Regions from separate parts of the Homo sapiens genome. Here region 2 is linked to region 1. A link is an interaction called in ENCODE POLR2A ChIA-PET data of the cell type or tissue named here. Cell type or tissue: PC-9. All regions are shown on one strand. Links, peaks and the distances in the headings refer to the core of each region. The heading gives the core; the rest is flanking DNA.

What was found. ChIA-PET counts read pairs that join two places held together with the same protein. Peaks named below come from ENCODE experiments on the same cell type or tissue, not always from the same donor. Only the 100,000 strongest peaks of a DNase experiment are listed, where the experiment ranks them.
Region 2: POLR2A ChIA-PET joins it to region 1 with 7 read pairs; 2 of 35 experiments call an interaction of 5 or more read pairs at or near these places.

What each region holds. Positions count from the first base shown.
Region 1 is chr7:73,565,567-73,568,483 of GRCh38, reverse strand. TBL2 (transducin beta like 2) reads left to right here. Exons shown (of 7, transcript NM_012453.4): 7 at 1-947. Among named protein-coding and RNA genes, the nearest start is that of BCL7B, 9.3 kb to the right of the region's middle. In PC-9, for the core only: no CTCF peak of the experiment used is centred there; no DNase peak of the experiment used is centred there.
Region 2 is chr7:73,453,484-73,456,400 of GRCh38, reverse strand. All of the region lies in intron 13 of BAZ1B (bromodomain adjacent to zinc finger domain 1B), which reads left to right. Among named protein-coding and RNA genes, the nearest start is that of FZD9, 21 kb to the right of the region's middle. In PC-9, for the core only: no CTCF peak of the experiment used is centred there; no DNase peak of the experiment used is centred there; H3K27ac peaks cover 298 bases.

The DNA of each region.
Region 1 (2,917 bases), core at 115-2,614:
GCTGGAGGGCGGGCTTGTGTCCTGCCTGCAGGATGGGGGGTGGCTGCTACTTATTCAGGAATCCAGCAGAAATTGCTTCACAGAAGCTAGAAGTGAGCAACTTAAATAACTAAACACTATCTGGACCAAACAAAACACTAAGGTCGGCCCGATGCAGTCCACTACTCTCTTATTGGCAGCTTCTGGCTCACTGTTGAACCCACTGGAATGAGAGCACCACCGGGCAGACTCCTGGACCATCCCACTGTCAGCTCTGTGGTCCAGGCACAGTACCTGGGACAGTGTAAGCACTCAATGTGAAACTCAAGCCAGGGGCAAGCCACAGACCTCCCAGTATCTTCTCCGCGCATCTTCCCACTCCCAGTCTCCATTGTGGTTTTGTATGTTCCTAACCACAGACTTTTGGCAATGCTGTGCACACAAGGCCTGAGGAGTATTTCCTTGGCAATTGTCAGAAGAATGAGACTAAAACACTTCCTTTGCGCACCTGTTCTTAGAAGCAGCTCTGGCATTACTCCCGTTGTGTATCCAGGACAGGAAGTGGCAGTAGAATGTTGAGTTACTGAAGTCAGATGTCTTCAGTTCCAGTTCCAGCTGGAGAGCAGATAGTAGGTCCGTTGACCTCTCTGAGCTTGTTTCCTCAGCTGCAAAATAAGAATGAATCCTGTGCTACCCACCTTGCCATGTTGTGTTTCAGTGAGACGAGAAAACACTACCAAAAAGTCATTCCACAGACTTCTGAGGACAGAAAGTGCCCTCACTCAAGCTTCTCTTGTAACCACAGAGAAGGTGTCTGGATATTAACATAGAGCAGAGGCCACCAAGGTTTTTCTTTTTTTTAATCAAAAATCCTGCATGTGAAGGCAGTAATTGTATCTTAATATTATAATTTCAACATCTGTGGGTGTGAAATTTTTCAAAAAAAAAATTTGGGGAAATATTTTAAATGGCGGTGTATAGCCTATTTTGGTGTTTTGTTTGTTTTAGAGTTGGGGTCTCACTCCTTCATCCAGACTGGAGTGTGGTGGTGCCATCATGGCTCACTGCAGCCTCGACTTCCTGGGCTCAAGTGATCTTCTCACCCCAGCCTCCCAAGTAGCTAGGATCACAGGCGCATGCCATCACACCTGTCTGTTTTGTGTAGAGATGGGGGTCTTACTGTGTTGCCCAGGCTGGGGCTTGCAGTCGTTTAAACCATGCAATACACAGATTAAGATGGTGGTGCCATCTCAACAGTGGCCTGCCACTTCCCAGGGAGTCTTCCTTCCTCAGTGCAGTCCACCCTCCTCCTGGCTACTTTCCTGGGGTTTGGTTGCAAGTGGGTCTTCCACCACCTGCATCCAACACTCGGGCGCATGAGGAAAACCAACTCTTTAATTTGCTTATCTGTGATAACTTGAAGCCCTGGATAGTGTCTTGCATATGGACATGTTTTCACAATTATAGCTACTCCAGTAAAGTCACATTTCAGAGACTGACAGCTTGGGAAAGGCACAAAAAGTTTTGTTACTGTGTTATCTACAATGAATGTGCAATTCTTATGTAATGTTCATTGCAGCAGTATTCAGAATAGCAAAGACATGGAATCAACCCAAATGCCCATCAATGATAGACTGGATAAAGAAAATGTGGTACATATACACCATGGAATACTATGCAGTCACAAAAAGAACAAGACCATGTCCTTTGCAGGGACATGAATGGAGCTGGAGGTCATTATCCTTAGCAAACTAACCCAAGAACAGAAAACCAAACACTGCATGTTCTCACTTATAAGTGGGAGCTGAACAATGAGAACACATAGACACAGAGAGGAGGCAACACACACTGAGGCCTGTTGGGGGAGGGAGAGCATCAGGAAGAATAGCTAATGCATGCTGGGCTTAATACCTAGGTGATGGGTTGATAGGTGCAGCAAATCACCATGGCACACATTTACCTATGTAACAAACCTGCACATCCTGCACATGGACCCTGGAACTTAAAATTCATTAATTAAATAACAGGTACTGGGAGTGGTAGCTCACACCAGTAATCCTGACACTTTGGGAGGCCGAGGCAGGGGCATTACTTGGAGCCAGGAGTTCAAGACCAGCCCGAGCAACATACTGAAACCCCTGTCTATACACAAACACACGCACAAATTGGGGCATGGTGATGGACATTTGTAGTCCCAGCCTCTCTGGAGGCTGCAGTGGGAGGATTGCTTGAGCCCAGGAGTTCAAAGCTGCAATGAGCTATGATCACAGCCTGGACAACACGGTGAGACCCTGTCTCTTAGAAAAAATCAGTAACATGATATATTGAAAGCATTAACGATAGCCTCCCGTGATACATACTCTTTCACTTTCACTTCATAGCAGCTCTTGTGAAGTAGCAATTATTATCCCCATTGGAAAAACCAAGGTTTGTGGAAGTTAAGTGGCAAGCAGGAATTCAACTCTGGGTCTGAGTACAGAGCTCGAGCTGGTTCCTAGTGTGACCCCATACAGCCTCTGACCTTGCCATCCAGAAAATAAGCTCTTTGAGGGCAGGGAGTTTATAGTGTTAGAAATTCGTCTTGTATCTCTTTCTGTTGCACCCATGCAAGTGAGCACACAGTAGCCACTATTTCAATTTGTTGACTAATAAGACGAACCTGTATACTGATTGCCCAACAGCAAATGAGCTCACTTTGACCACCACTTGTGCATCCACCACGCAGTTGCATTGGCAGCAGAAATCATTCTATTACTTTCAAAAGTCACTGCATCTTGTGAGTTCATACACTTCAGTGTGATTCTCCCAGGGACTAATGGTTCCAAAGTGAGGAGATGATCAAAATTCCAAAACTGGGCTAGGCAGGGTGGCTCATGATTATAATCCCAGTGCTTTGGGAGGCCAAGGTGAGAGGATCACTTGAGACTAGGAGTTTGAG
Region 2 (2,917 bases), core at 168-2,667, 110 kb after region 1:
GATTTGCAAATATATTCTCCAGTTCCATGGGTAGCCTTTTCATTCTGTTGATAGTGTCCTTTGCATACAAGCATTTCATTTGCATGGAGTCTAACTTAACCTATTTTTTTCCATTGTTGCCTCCACTTTTGGTGTCATGTCCAAGAAATCATTGCCAGATTCAGTGTCATGAACGTTTCTTTCTCTTGTATTTTTCTAGATATTTTATAGTTTAACTTTTACATTTAGGTCTTTGATCATTTGAGTTAATTTTTGTCAGTGGTAGAAGGTAAGGCTTCAGCTTCATTTTTTTCATATTAGATACCCAGTTTCCTCACTTTTTATTTTTAAATGTAGCATGCTTTATTATTGTAAGTAAATAAAATGAGAGGTAAGTAAAATATATAACTCCCACCCTAGTTTCACTGCCCAAGGATGTCACTTTTTTAATAGTTTGGTGTCCTTTTTATGTATATACAAAGATTTGTTGGATTTATTAAAAGTGGAAACTTATACTGTGCACAACAGTCTTCAGTTTCTCACTTACCAGTATATTCTAAACATCTGTCCCCTCCGTCCCGTTAGTCCACACAGATCTACCTGATGTCATATTTGCTCTTTTCTGATTTTATTGCGTTTCTTTAGAAACGGGTCTCTACTGTCCATGCTGGAGTGCAGTGGTGCAGTCATGGCTCGCTGCAGCCTCAAACTCCTGGGCTCAGGCAATCCTCCCACCTTAGCCTGCCCTGAGTACCTGGGATTATAGGCGAGTGTCACCATGCCCAGCTAATTTTTAAATTTTTTATAGAGACGGGGCCTTGCTGTGTTGGCCGGCTGGTCTTGAACTCCTGGGCTGAAGTGATCCACCCACCCTGGCCTCCCAAAGTGCTGAGATTACAGGCATGAGCCACCTCGCCCAGCCACATTTGGTCTTTTAATTTTGTATTACTTATTAATAAATATGAAACTTAATAGAATAACTAGCAGCTCCATTTTTGTCTGTTTTGCGTATTAGATTTCTGCTTAAGATTACTTGTGAAGAAAAGAATTTGAGAACATTACATTATGGGAGAGGTCCTAACCATTATTTAGTGCAGAATATTGTCCCTAATTTTAGATTTGCCTCTCCCTGCCTTCTTTCCTTTTTTTTCACAAAGATCTGGTAAAGCCCTGCTTGTGCCAGTCGCTAGTAAGTTTGGAGGTTTTATAGAGATGAGTAAAAAAGCCTTAAGTTCAGGACCAGGTGCGGTGGCTCACGCCTGTAATCCCAGCACTTTGGGAGGCTGAGGCTAGCGGATCTTGAGGTCAGGAGTTCGAGACCAGCCTGGCCAACATGGTGAAAACCGGTCTCTTCTAAAAAAAAAAAGAAAAAATGCACACACACACACACACACCCCGAGTGTGGTGGTGTGGTGGCGCGAGCCTGTAGTCCCAGCTACTCAGGAGGCTGAGGCATGAGAATCACTTGAGCCCGGGAGGTAGAGGTTGCAGTGAGCCGAGATCGCACCAGTGCACTCCAGCCTGGCAACAGAGCGAGACTCCGTCTCAAAAAAAAAAAGCCTTAAGTTCTTGCCTTCGGGGAACTCAATTTGAGTGTGAGAGACCGGCAGGGGACGCTTACTGTGGTGTGACCAGTAATGATGAGAAACAGCAGTACTCAGGCTCACTGTGAGGGATACCCAGGGCACACTAGAGAAAACTTACCAGAGGGAAGAGAGGATGGGTTTTGAAGAATGTGTAGGAGTGGATCAGGTCATGGGAGGGGCAGCATAGGCCTGTTCAGATTGAACTGAAATTGGGCTCTTTGTCACTGACAGCTGGTTCTTGTTTGTCCTCCCCATTTACATAGAGTGAGTCTGCTGTCCTTTCCAAAGCTTATCAAATGTTTATACATAGTTGTCATGTTCCCCCTACATTTCTTCCTGAGGCCGAGGATGATATGTGATATGGGGGAGATAATTTTGGATAAGAGGTAAGCAGGGTGGAGAAAGAAAATTCAGTTTAGATAAAGATTTAATTCATGACTTAAGCTGAGACACTTACTATGTGGTGTGTCATTATCTTGCTGGGATTTAGTTTTCACCTTCCTGTGTTTCTTTTATTTTTAAAAATGTCTTTACTTTTTGGGATGGGGTCTCACTGTGTTGCCCAGGCTCTCTGCAGCCTCAGACTCCAGGCTTGTGATCTCCCACCTCACTTTCCCGAGTAGCTGGAACTACAGGTGCCTGCTACCATTCCTGGCTAATTTTTAAATTTTTATTTATTTATTTATTTATTTATTTATTTATAGAGAAGGGGTTTCCCTACATTGCCCAGGCTGATCTTGAACTCCTGGGCTCCAGTGCTCCTCCCATCTTGGCCTCCAAAAGTGCTGGGATTATAGGCGTGAGCCACCATGCCCAGCCTATGCTTATTTTATTTTATTTGTGAATGAATGAATGAATAACAGGGTCTCACTCTGTCACTCAGGCTGGTGGGTGCAGTGGTGTGATCTTGGCTCACTACAGCCTCAAACTCTTGGGCTCAGGTGTCCTTCTACTTCAGCCTCCCAAGTAACTGGGACCACAGGCATGTGCCACCATACCCGGCTTTTTCTGTATTTTTCTGTAGAGGCAAGGTTTCACCATGTTGCTGGTCTTGAACTCCTGGGCTCAAGTGATCCACCTGCCTTGGCCTCCCAGAGTGCTAGGATTACAGGCAGGAGCCACCGCATCTGGCCCTGTGTTCCTTTTAAATGACTGTGTATAGCACCTAGGTAACCTTTTAGATGTCTAAGATATTAAACAGTTAACTAGTCTCCTTAGCTAAATCTCTTCTCATTAGGCTTAAGTTTTAGTCTTACTACTACATAGGTTTTGTTTTTAACTCAAGTTCAATACAGAAGAGTCTCTTTCTTGATGTGATCTGTCCAAGAGTCACGTCTGTCCTTTCCATTTCT